Regions from separate parts of the Homo sapiens genome. Here region 1 is linked to region 2. The links are chromatin loops, found by intact Hi-C in ENCODE. Cell type or tissue: IMR-90. All regions are shown on one strand. Each heading gives the region's core, and the rest is flanking DNA. Links, peaks and the distances in the headings are about the cores only. Region 1 overlaps C11orf97 (chromosome 11 open reading frame 97). Region 2 has its middle 37 kb from the start of JRKL.

The links. A loop is a pair of places that touch in the nucleus more often than their neighbours do. Peaks named below come from ENCODE experiments on the same cell type or tissue, not always from the same donor. Only the 100,000 strongest peaks of a DNase experiment are listed, where the experiment ranks them.
Region 1: it touches region 2 in a loop (16-fold over the local background); 14 of 110 quality-filtered maps call a loop at or near these places.

Annotation. Positions count from the first base shown.
Region 1 is chr11:94,523,097-94,528,487 of GRCh38, forward strand. It overlaps C11orf97 (chromosome 11 open reading frame 97), which reads left to right. Exons shown (of 4, transcript NM_001190462.2): 3 at 4,988-5,113. Among named protein-coding and RNA genes, the nearest start is that of C11orf97, 13 kb to the left of the region's middle. In IMR-90, for the core only: no CTCF peak of the experiment used is centred there; a DNase peak (open chromatin) is centred at 3,015.
Region 2 is chr11:96,423,820-96,429,210 of GRCh38, forward strand. No RefSeq gene overlaps it. Among named protein-coding and RNA genes, the nearest start is that of JRKL, 37 kb to the left of the region's middle. RefSeq lists a silencer at 3,794-4,006. In IMR-90, for the core only: a CTCF peak has its summit at 3,159; a DNase peak (open chromatin) is centred at 3,142.

The DNA of each region.
Region 1 (5,391 bases), core at 163-5,162, 1.9 Mb before region 2:
ATTGTTTCTCTTGTATGATGCCTCCATCAAAAGTAGTAAAAAAGAGAAAGACTGGGAGAACCAATTATTTCTTACCCCTAGCCAGCTTTACTCATATTACCTGCCTGGCCTCTTCCTATGTATATTTGAATTTGTGACTTTGGATAAACGCTACATACTGTTTTGTAGATATTCCCAAGCCTGTCTAAATTCTAGGGACCCCAACATATATGCATGGATCTAAGCATATTTGTAGCTATGTATGAATTAGCTGGGTTTGTTTGAATTTTAAGACAATCAACTCCACATACTCTGACAACAAAGTAATTGATTGTTGAAGGTGAGATTTCAGTAAGAGTCCAGATTGGATTTTCCTTAACCATAGATAAAATACTGCAATACTGGGCTATTTATTGAACTTATTGAAGAGTCTATTAAGAGGGCGATCTGTCCTGGAAGTAAACAACTTAAATTATAGCACGTTTTATTTTTGAATGAGTTGACAGTGACAATTATGGAAGTACCCTGAAGCTGTGGGGTCATTTCTGTGCTTTTTCTCTTCTCCTTTGGCTGAATGAAATTGGTAAAAAATCAAAAGATTCAGAAATTGAGTTTTATGGATGTTGAATAGAATGAACATTATATTTCTTTTGGGATACCGTTGGTTGCATAGCTAGCGGGACACAGGAGAAATAGTTGTTCAGACTGGGGCTCTTATCTGAATGAACTGTGCTACTTGTTCTTGTGGTCATATTGTGACTATAGTTAATAAGGGCTGTGAAGACACTGAAATGGACAAGGTGTCTCACGTGGTTGTTACTTTGCACTCTATACTTGGGTCTAGGGAATGCCATCAGTGACAATAGAAATAATGGGCTAACAGGCCTCTTGTCCTCCCTTCTGTGGACTTTTGATTCCTTGTAGGCTCCTGATGTGTTGATACATGGGCTGAGTTAGAAGCACTGGATGCTGGGTTGAGAGGTAGGGATGTCTTTTTATATGATGATGTTGATGTTGGGAATTATGGTGATAATAATAGTAATAATGGTTATCATTTGCAGAGTTTCTTCTGCACGTGATAAATTTTTTGCAAATAATCTCTTTTAATTCTTGCAATAACCCAGTGAGATATATGCTCTTTTAATTCACATTTTGAAGAACTTGAAGCTGAGGCTCAGGGGGATGCAGTGACTTGTCCAATGTCACACTGATACTTGGATGCAGGTTTGTCAGAAGCTGATGTTGTTGCTATTAGCCATTGGGTTCTTCTATCTCTCTTTAAAACATAAGATTATGCCTTCGGAGAGGAACAGAGATTTGAAATTGATTTAGTAGCAAGTAGTGTTCTATTCAGTTAAAAAAAAGAAATGTTACTAGTTTTCTGTAGGTTCAGTTTCAGTTTAGCCTCCAGGTTCAAATTTGAGGTAAAAACAGGTTTCAGAGGCTTTCTGCATTCCTATCAGATAAGGGCAAAGAACCTGTGTCTACTTGAAAAGGTTAACCTCATCCTGAAAAAAAAAAAAAAAAAGGGAGTGTAGTTTTCTCATCAGATCTTTTAATCAGATAGAATGGAATTTGGGCAACTTATAGAACTTTCTGGATAAGGAAGAATTTAGCTAATGTCCATCATTCATGTATTCTCAGTGATTTCCTGAAGATTTTCCTTTCTTTACAACTTTTCAAAAAGAAAAATGTAGAATTGGCTGAGCTCAGTAGCTCATGCCTGTAATCCCAACACTTTGGGAGGACAAGGCAGGCCGATCACATGAGGTCAGGAGTTCAAAACCAGCCCAGGCAACATGGTGAAACCTCGTCTCTATTAAAAATACAAAAATTAGCCAGGCATGGTAGTGTGCACCTATAGTCCCAGCTACTCTTGAGGCTGAGGCAGGAGAATTGCTTGAACCCAGGAGGCGAATGTTGCAGTGGGCCGAGATCTCACCACTGCACTTCAGCTTGGATGATGGAGCAAGACTCCATCTCAAGAAAAAAAGAAAAAAAAAAAAAAGAAAGAAAAGAAAAATGTAGGCTTATGAGACATTCATTATGGAAATAGTGCATTTATTGTATTGTTTATTTTAAAACTATTTCTGCATTTCTATTCTATAAAGGACTTTGCAGAAATAAAGTGATGTATTAATTTAATGTTTTCAAGTTGCAAGGTCTTTTGTATTTTTCTGGCTAAAACCTACAGAGGTTATAGTAGTCATGAAAAATTTGATTACTGAACTTATTAATCTTCCCCTTACACAACACTTCCTTTTCCAAAGAATTTCAGAAATGTATTGCCAGATACATTAATGAGTGTCTACATGTGCGTTAATACATGTAAACTTAATTTTGAATCCAGTTTATTTACTACTTAAGTACAAGCTTAGAAAGTGCAAAATGTTGCCAAGCAAATGTGGATATATTTCATTATTTCATTCAATTAAAATGTTTTTTGTACCTACAATATAGGAGGAATTTACTAGACACCAGTTATTCATTATTTCATTCAATTAAAATGTCTTCTGCACCCAAAATATAGGAGGAATTTACTAGACACCAAAGGCTTGCCAAGACAATTATAGAGCCTAGGAGTCACCAGACATAAATTAAAATTACTTATATTTTTCTTTCTGTAGTCAAACTCTGACCTTGCTTGCACAAGAGAAGTACAGACGATATGGCTCTAAACTGGATTTTCAAGCTCCAATGTTCATTATTTACAATCCAAAGAGAGCTGAAAGGAACTAAAATATTTTTAAGGTGTGAGCTTACCTTCCCTATAAGACCAGGCCAGGTCCTACTGGCTAAAATTTTGGGCATAAAGGCATGGTTTAGTCATTTTAAAATTCAGTATAAAAATACACGTATAAAGGTTTCTGAGTAGAAGGTGTTGGAGGCATGAGAAGGGAAGAGAGAAGAGGAATCTCTAGAAGATTCTGAGCCTCAAGAACAGATTTGATTCTTTTCTTCTAGCTTCTCCCCTTGTGCCTGCTGCCCTTTTCTTTTTCAGTTGAGAGGAGTCGACACTTGAAGTCTTTCTGGCTCCGTGCCCGCTTTGTCTGCCTTCCTCCTTCTGGAATGCACATGCCCTGAGCTGAGGGAGTAAAGTTTCTCTTAAAAGAAGCAGCTGCCTCAGAGAGCACCCATGCTGTTTTCTAGACCCCCTTTTATCCAGTCAAATATATCACCTTCTGTAACTTCTTCACCCAAACATCACTTCACATGTATGGAGGGCTATTTTTTTTCCTGCAACCATTATCCCTGAATATAGTAAATATTTATGCATAACCATATTTTGCTTTGAGAGTTTCAGATGCATTTCTGGGCATCTGCATTTATATTTCAGGTGTTTTTCTCTGTGACATTCTTGTGATTGCATCTGAAAGAGCACACTTCATTTAGTACAATTCTTCCATCTAATTTGATGTGATTTGTCTGCACGGTTCTGCTTCCTGATTTTATACTGCTTTCCACGTACTGGATCTTCACAAAGTGTCAACCACAAGTTCAAATCTATTTCCCTGGTCTCCCACAGGGTATCATGCACTGGGGGTATTGAATAAATGTCATAGGCTCCTAAATTTGAGAGTTTATTATCCAGAGGCTGGGGAGCAGCCCTTTTCTATCTCTGAACAGGATAGAAGAGGAAACTGGCTTGAATGGCAGGGGAAGATTTAGGTTAGATAGAAGGAACAGCTTAAACTTTGTAAGGTCTTAAACAGAAGGAGATTGTGCAATCTTCCTTGAAGGTCTTTGAAGAAGAGAGAAACTAATCTTGACAGATAGCTTCAGCTACTCCACTCAGGAGTGGGAAAGGAGAGGCAAGTATTGACATTCAGCTTGGCAAGTCAGCTCAATGACTGTACCTCCAGTCACGGAATCTTAGTCCATGCTTGGATAGTAAAATCATTCTCCCTGTACAAAAATAGCTATCATTTATTGAGTACAAAGCACTTTACAGCCATCTCATCTAAATCGTACAATAATCCTTCAAGTAGATATTATTATCCCTATTTCGAAAATGAGGAAATTAAGACATAGTGGGTTAAATAACTTGGTCAAAATCATGTAACTGATATATGGTAGAACTAAGATCAAAACCCAGATCTCCTCTGAACCCAGAGACTATGCTGCTAGTAATTACTTGCTATGGAATCCTTTAGAGAGGGATCAAATATCAGTGAGGATGCCAGTGGGCAGCCTTGGATCTGTGGAGAATATTTGGCATTAATATTTGCAGCGTTAGAAATGGGAAAAACAACTTATGGCAACTCACCCAAATTCACCAACTTACTAGACTTGAGTTGCAGTTTTCTACACAGTAGACATTCACCACATGCTTGTTTGCTGAGTCTCAAAACCTAACCAGGTGATTTTAGGATATGGAGGATAACCAAGTGCAAATCTTTGCTAAACCTTATTGAAAGGTATCAGGACCCAAGACCTATAATTATCAATGGGCAAACATCACTTTCCAGGTATTTTGCAATGATTTTTAAAATGTAGGATCCAGTGAGTTTATTGTTGCTCTTTTTCAGAGGGAGATTAAACAGCATCTAGTTTGTGGCTTTTAGAGGATTCTTGGATCTATTGGATGAATTAACTATTGGATGAATTAATGTAGTGATTTTTGGTCCTATTATCTTTGGAAATATTTTCTCTTACTGTAGGAATTAAATCAGAATCAGATAAAGTTGACTAAATGAATTCCATTTATTAACTGTTATTTCTGATCCTTCTCTGTTTTGTTATGTATGTTTCTATTCATCTATTTATTTAGGGGCAAGTTAAATTATCTAAGAGCACTGTAGAGGTTTAATTGCATAGAGAATAGTTGAATAAATGAAATGGAATAAAAGATTAAACATATGATAAAGATTTGAGTGGTTTGATTAGTCAAACCAAATAAACCCCCACCCAAATAAATAAAAAAATCACCAATTAAATACTTTAAAAACTCTGTGCTAAAAAGAGAATACGCTAATAATTATTTTCTTGCCTTAAAAAATATTGACAGTGGCCCTGGAAGGGATTTGGAGCATTAAAAGGAATCTGCCTGTGGGAGGCTTGAAGCCAGGACTGCCGAGCAGAAACAGTTTATTGCCACAAGCCAAGTACTACTCCAGGCACGGAGGACTCAGAAGTAAGACCCTGATGCCCTTGACTTCCACTGAAGCCCCTGAGGGGACTTTACAGTTTACAAACCAGTGGTATATGCTCTGTTTAAAGATCTCAATCAAAACTCAACCTTCCTTTGACTTGTTTCTCTTGGGTTGCTTTTAGTTTGGCCATATTATGTGATTATGGAACTCAAACCGTAACAATTCACCTAACCAATTTACCCCCATGGATACAACAGAAGTTCATCCTCTGAGTTACACTCATGACTTTTTTCTTTACTTTCTATCTACACAAGACTTT
Region 2 (5,391 bases), core at 115-5,114:
TCCCATCCAATCATAGAATCTTGGATCCAGTAGGTAATGCAAATGTCTTGTGATAAAAACTTTTAAAATGTAGTAAATTACCTTGGATGACTAAACTATCTAGATGGATGGACCTTATTCTGAATTTTCTTTGAAACTAGCAGTATTCTAATAGAGTTTCAATTAATTTAATAAGGCTACTTTGACTAATAGCCATTAAAAGGTAGTATAAAATGTGACATTCCTTTTTTAAAAATTAATAGCCCTTACTTTTAGAGCACTTTTGGGTTTATAGAAAAATTATACAGATCATACAGAGAGTTCTCATATACCCCCTCTTCCATATTCCTCCCCACAATTTACCTAATTATTAACATCTCGGTGTGGCATATGTGTTATAATTAATCAATATTGTTACATTATTATTAACTAAGGGTCATGATTTACATGAGGATTCACTCTTTGTATTGTATAGTTTTATGAATTTTGACAAATACATAATGTCATGCATCTATCATTAGAGTATCATACACAATGGTTTCACTTGCTTAAAAATCCTTTTCACACCATCTCTTCATCATTCCCTACGTCCCTTTCTTTCTCCCCCTTGAGTCTCTGGTTTTAAGAGTTATTGTTATATTTTGGATAACAGTCCTTTATTAGATATGTGTTTTGCAAATATTTTCTCCCAGTCTGTGTCTTCTTGTTTCCTTTTATTAACAGTGTCTTTTGCAGAGTAAAAGTACTTATTTATTTATTTATTTATTGAGACAGAGTCTAGCTCTGTCACCCAGGCTGGAGTGCAGTGGTGCCATCTTTGATCACTTCAGCCTCCACCTCCTGGGTTCAAGTGATTCTTGTGTCTCAGAGTCCTGAGTAGCTGGGACTACAGGCATGTGGCACCATGCCTGGCTAATTTTTATATTTTTAGTACAGATGGTGTTTCACCATATTGGTCAGGCTGGTCTTGAGCTCCTGACCTCAAGTGATCTGCCTGCCTTGGCTTCCCAAAGTGCTGAGATTACAGGCATGAGCCACTACACCCGACAGAAGCTTTTAATTTTAATGAAGTCCAACTTACTACTTTTTTCTTTCATGAGTCATACGTTTGGTATTTTATCTAAAAAGTCATCACCAAACCCAGGGTGACTTAGATTTTCTACAATGTTGTTGTTTTTTTTTTTTTTCTAGAGGTTGTATTGCTTTAATTTTACAATTAAGCTTATGAAACCATTTGAGTTAATTTTTATGAAGGGTGTAAAGTCTGTGTCTAGCTTCTTTTTTTTTTTTTGCATGTAGATGTTCCATTGTTCCAGCATCATTTGTTGAAAATATTCTTCTTTCTCAATTGAATTGCCTTTGTTCCTTTGTCAAAGATCAGTTGAGTATACTTGTGTGGGTCTATTTCTGAGCTCTCTATTCATTGATCTATCTGTTTATTCTTTTTCCACCACCACATTGTTCTGATCATTATAGCTTTATAGTAAATCTCCAAGTCATGTGGTGTCAGTTCTCTGACTTCATTCTTCCACTTCAGCATTGCACTAACTAATCTGGCTCTATTGCCTTTTCATGTAAACTTTAGAATCTCTTAATAATCAATTCTCAAAATAACTTGCTGGGATTTTGGTTGAGATTTTCTTGACACTTTAGATCAAGCTGGGAAGAACTGATATCTTGAAAATATTGAGTCTTCCTATCCATGAGCATGGAATAACTCCATTTATTTAAATCTTCTTTCATCAGAGTTTTGTAGTTTTGCTATTACAGATTTGTATATATTTTGTTAGGTTTATGCCTAAGTATTTCTTCTCTCACTCTTCAGTGTTAATGTAAATGTTGTTGCGTTTCTAGATTCAAATTTCAGTTGTTCATTGCTGGTATAGGAAAGTAATTGACTTTTGTATATTAACCTTGTATCCTGAAACCTTCTATAATCACTTATTAGTTCCTGTAGTTTTTTTGTGTGTTGATTCTTTGGAATTTTCTACCTAAACATTCATGTCATCCATGGGCAAAGACAGTTTTATTTATTCTACTCAATCTTATGCCTTTTATTTCTTTATCTTGTCCTGTTTTATCAGCTAGGATTTTCAGTGTAATGTTGAATAGGAGTGAAAGAACATAGTTACTTTTTTAAAAGAAAATATTTTATGAATTTGATAGTAGAATTAGGCAATTTAATCCCATGTTAAATAAGAATATAAAATTTTGATTAGTAGGGTAGCCAAGCTTCTTATAAAATAATAAATTGCTGAGAAAACCAATTTAAATTCCCCTGGAAACAGCGATTTCTGACTGACGTAATGGATCAAAAGGAGATTTTCTTTTAAGTCAGTGTCCAGGGAGTATGTAAAACAATTGAATAAGGAACCCCTCTTATATTAAATACAAAGCACCCAGAGGAATAAAAAAATCAATAAACATACACACATACATGCAAGACACACCAGGGAGCATATAAAACATATAAAATATTCTCATTTCCTAATTCAATTTGATAATAACAACTAATTTTAAAAATCAGACCTTTAGTGACTATTATGGAGAGACATAGTGGGTGAAAGGAAAGAAATTTTTTAGCATCATTATAGACTACCAGATACCTTTGCTGTATTAAGATTTTTTTAAATGGAAAAACAGAAGAGATAAGGAAGAATAGAAACAAAGGATGACACAGTCACATGTTCACAAGACAAAGAAACGCAAACACACATACTCACTTCATACTGGAGTTGCAAATGTGAACTAGCACAGCTAAAAGGGAGAGACAATTACAGGGACTCACAAAATTACTATGTAGGAGGCTTTCATGTGGATGAAGAGACAGGATAACAAGCACCTGCGGAATAAAACACACACACACACGCACACACACACACACGCCCACCATGAAGCTCCGTTCAAAATTCAAATGCATATAATCTGCAGAAAAACAAAGATACACTCATTTTAAAGCGTGTATCCCTGACACATTTTAAAGTGGATATCCCTGTTTCCATTTTGTTTTATAGATGGTTTGATTCTAACTTCATTTGGAAACATAGATGATCTGAAATCTTAATTTTTGAGAAAGAAAACCCAAATTTAGTCTTCAGGAGAGTTTTAAATATCTTGAAACAAAACAGGGGTTGGGATGCGGGAGCAGGGCAATGGGGACATTTAAGATGGAGTAACATCCCCATCTTGTGGTATATCAGAATATTGACTCTTCTTTTTAACACTATTTTGATTTAACATAGTTTTGGGTAAAAACATATCTAACTTGATTATGGGAACACGAGAGAGTAGTGACACAGGAAATTGAATCTGCAATTTCTCAACCCATTAAATTGTTCATCAATGCTGAACTAATACAAGAGTTACATTAATAAGCGGCAGGTTTAATTACTTAGCAGATGGCTGTTCAGTGTTCACCTTAATGTTATCAGACTCAGCAAAAACAAAGAGATGACCCGCATTTGTATCTATCTGTTCTACAATATATTGTCTAGAGGTTTCATTTTTTATTTTATTTTATTATTATTATTTTTGAGACTGAGTCTCGCTCTGTCGCCCAGGCTGGAGTGCAGTGGCGCGATCTGGACTCACTGCAAGCTCCACCTCCTGGGTTCAGGTCATTCTCCTGCCTCAGCCTCCCGAGTAGCTGGGAAGCGCCTGCCGCCACGCCCGGCTAATTTTTTGTATTTTTAGTAGAGATGGGGTTTCACTGTGTTAGCCAGGATGGTCTCGATCTCCTGACCTCGTGATCTGCCCACCTCGGCCTCCGAAAGTGTTGGGATTACAGGCGTGAGCCACCGCGCCCGGCCGAGGTTTCATTTTTAAAAAATGACAAACATTCTTGTTACTTTCTTGCACTTTTTTTTTCTTTCTTTTTCTTTTTCTTTTTCTTCTCTTTTCTTTTCTTTTCTTTTTTTTTTTTTTTGAGACGGAGTTCGCTCTGTTGCCCAGACTGGAGGGCAGTGGCACAATCTCGGCTCACTGCAACCTCTGCCTCCTGGGTTCAAGCGATTCTCCTGCCTCAGCTTCCCAAGTAGCTAGGATTACAGGTGCCCACCACCACGCTCAGCTAACTTTTTGTATTTTTAGTAGAGATGGGGTTTCACCATATTGGTCAGGCTGGTCTCGAACTCCTGACCTCAAATGATCCACCTGCCTAGGCCTCCCAAAGTGCTGGGATTACAGGCGTGAGCCACCACGCCTGACTATTGTCTTGCACTTTCTAATATAACAAAAAGTGAAGACTACTGCCACCACCAAAAACAATGCTTGCTTTGCTATAATCCTTTTCCTCAGACTGAGACACTTTGGCCTATTTAAAATGTGGGTAATGGCTCTAAAAATGCTTGTTTAGGATGCAGATGTATTCTCTATTTTGTCTTCTTTGACATTTTTATGTGGTTTTGGTTCTTTAGCATATGAAGTTTTATTTTTAATCAATCCATGATTTGTCCCTAAGTTGTTCTGATGGGAATATGAGAATACATAAAGGGAATATGAGATACAGCTCCTAGTGACAACATACTTATAGTCTAGTTGAAGACATAGACATGCCTACAAGAATTATAATTTAAAAACAAAACAGTGCGCAAGTTATTTTGATGTGCCACATCAAATTTTGTAGTTCTTTCCATCTTCTGCTTTAGTCACTCAATTCACTTGATAACTCCTTGAGGAGGCATCAACTGGGCATTTACTATTTTCATGATATTGTACTAGGAGCCATGAAGAATAACGAATAAAAGGTGCAGGGAAATATTAAAGCCTTTATAATCTAGTTTGGGTGACTAACCACAAAAATTTTTGGTGCCTACACCTATGTATAATATATTGACATAAATGGAAAGTGTGGGAGTTTTGGGTCTTAAGTGATAGGTCTCTCATTCACATGTTAAACTTATTTTTAAATATAAAGATAAAGAAAATTTAGAAATGACGGAATAAAAATCTGTAACACTGCTTCATTACCAAGTATTTACTATTTTGATGTACAATTGATTTTCCCCCTCATCTCAGGGTTTAGAGTTCTTAAGAACCACTGTGTAGGAGACTATAGCTGAAGCACATAGACCATATTTAGAAATTAGGACAGGATTACCAAGATCTTAACTCTTTTTAAAATTTAGTTAGAAAATATTTAGGAATAACTCTCATGAAAAGGTTCAAGTCTTTCTTGAAGAGAACTACAAAATAAGTAGAGGAACATAAAAGAATCTTGATTAAGTGGATGTTCTTGGGTGTGAAATATTAATATTGTAAAGAAGTAAATTCTCCTCAGATTACTACACAAATAGAATGCAATTCCCATTGGAATCCCAACTTTGCAACGTGGCTCTAAAGTTAATTTTAATAATTAAATTTTAGAGAAGAGCTAAACCTTTTTTTCTGAGGAAAATGAAGAAAGAAGATGAG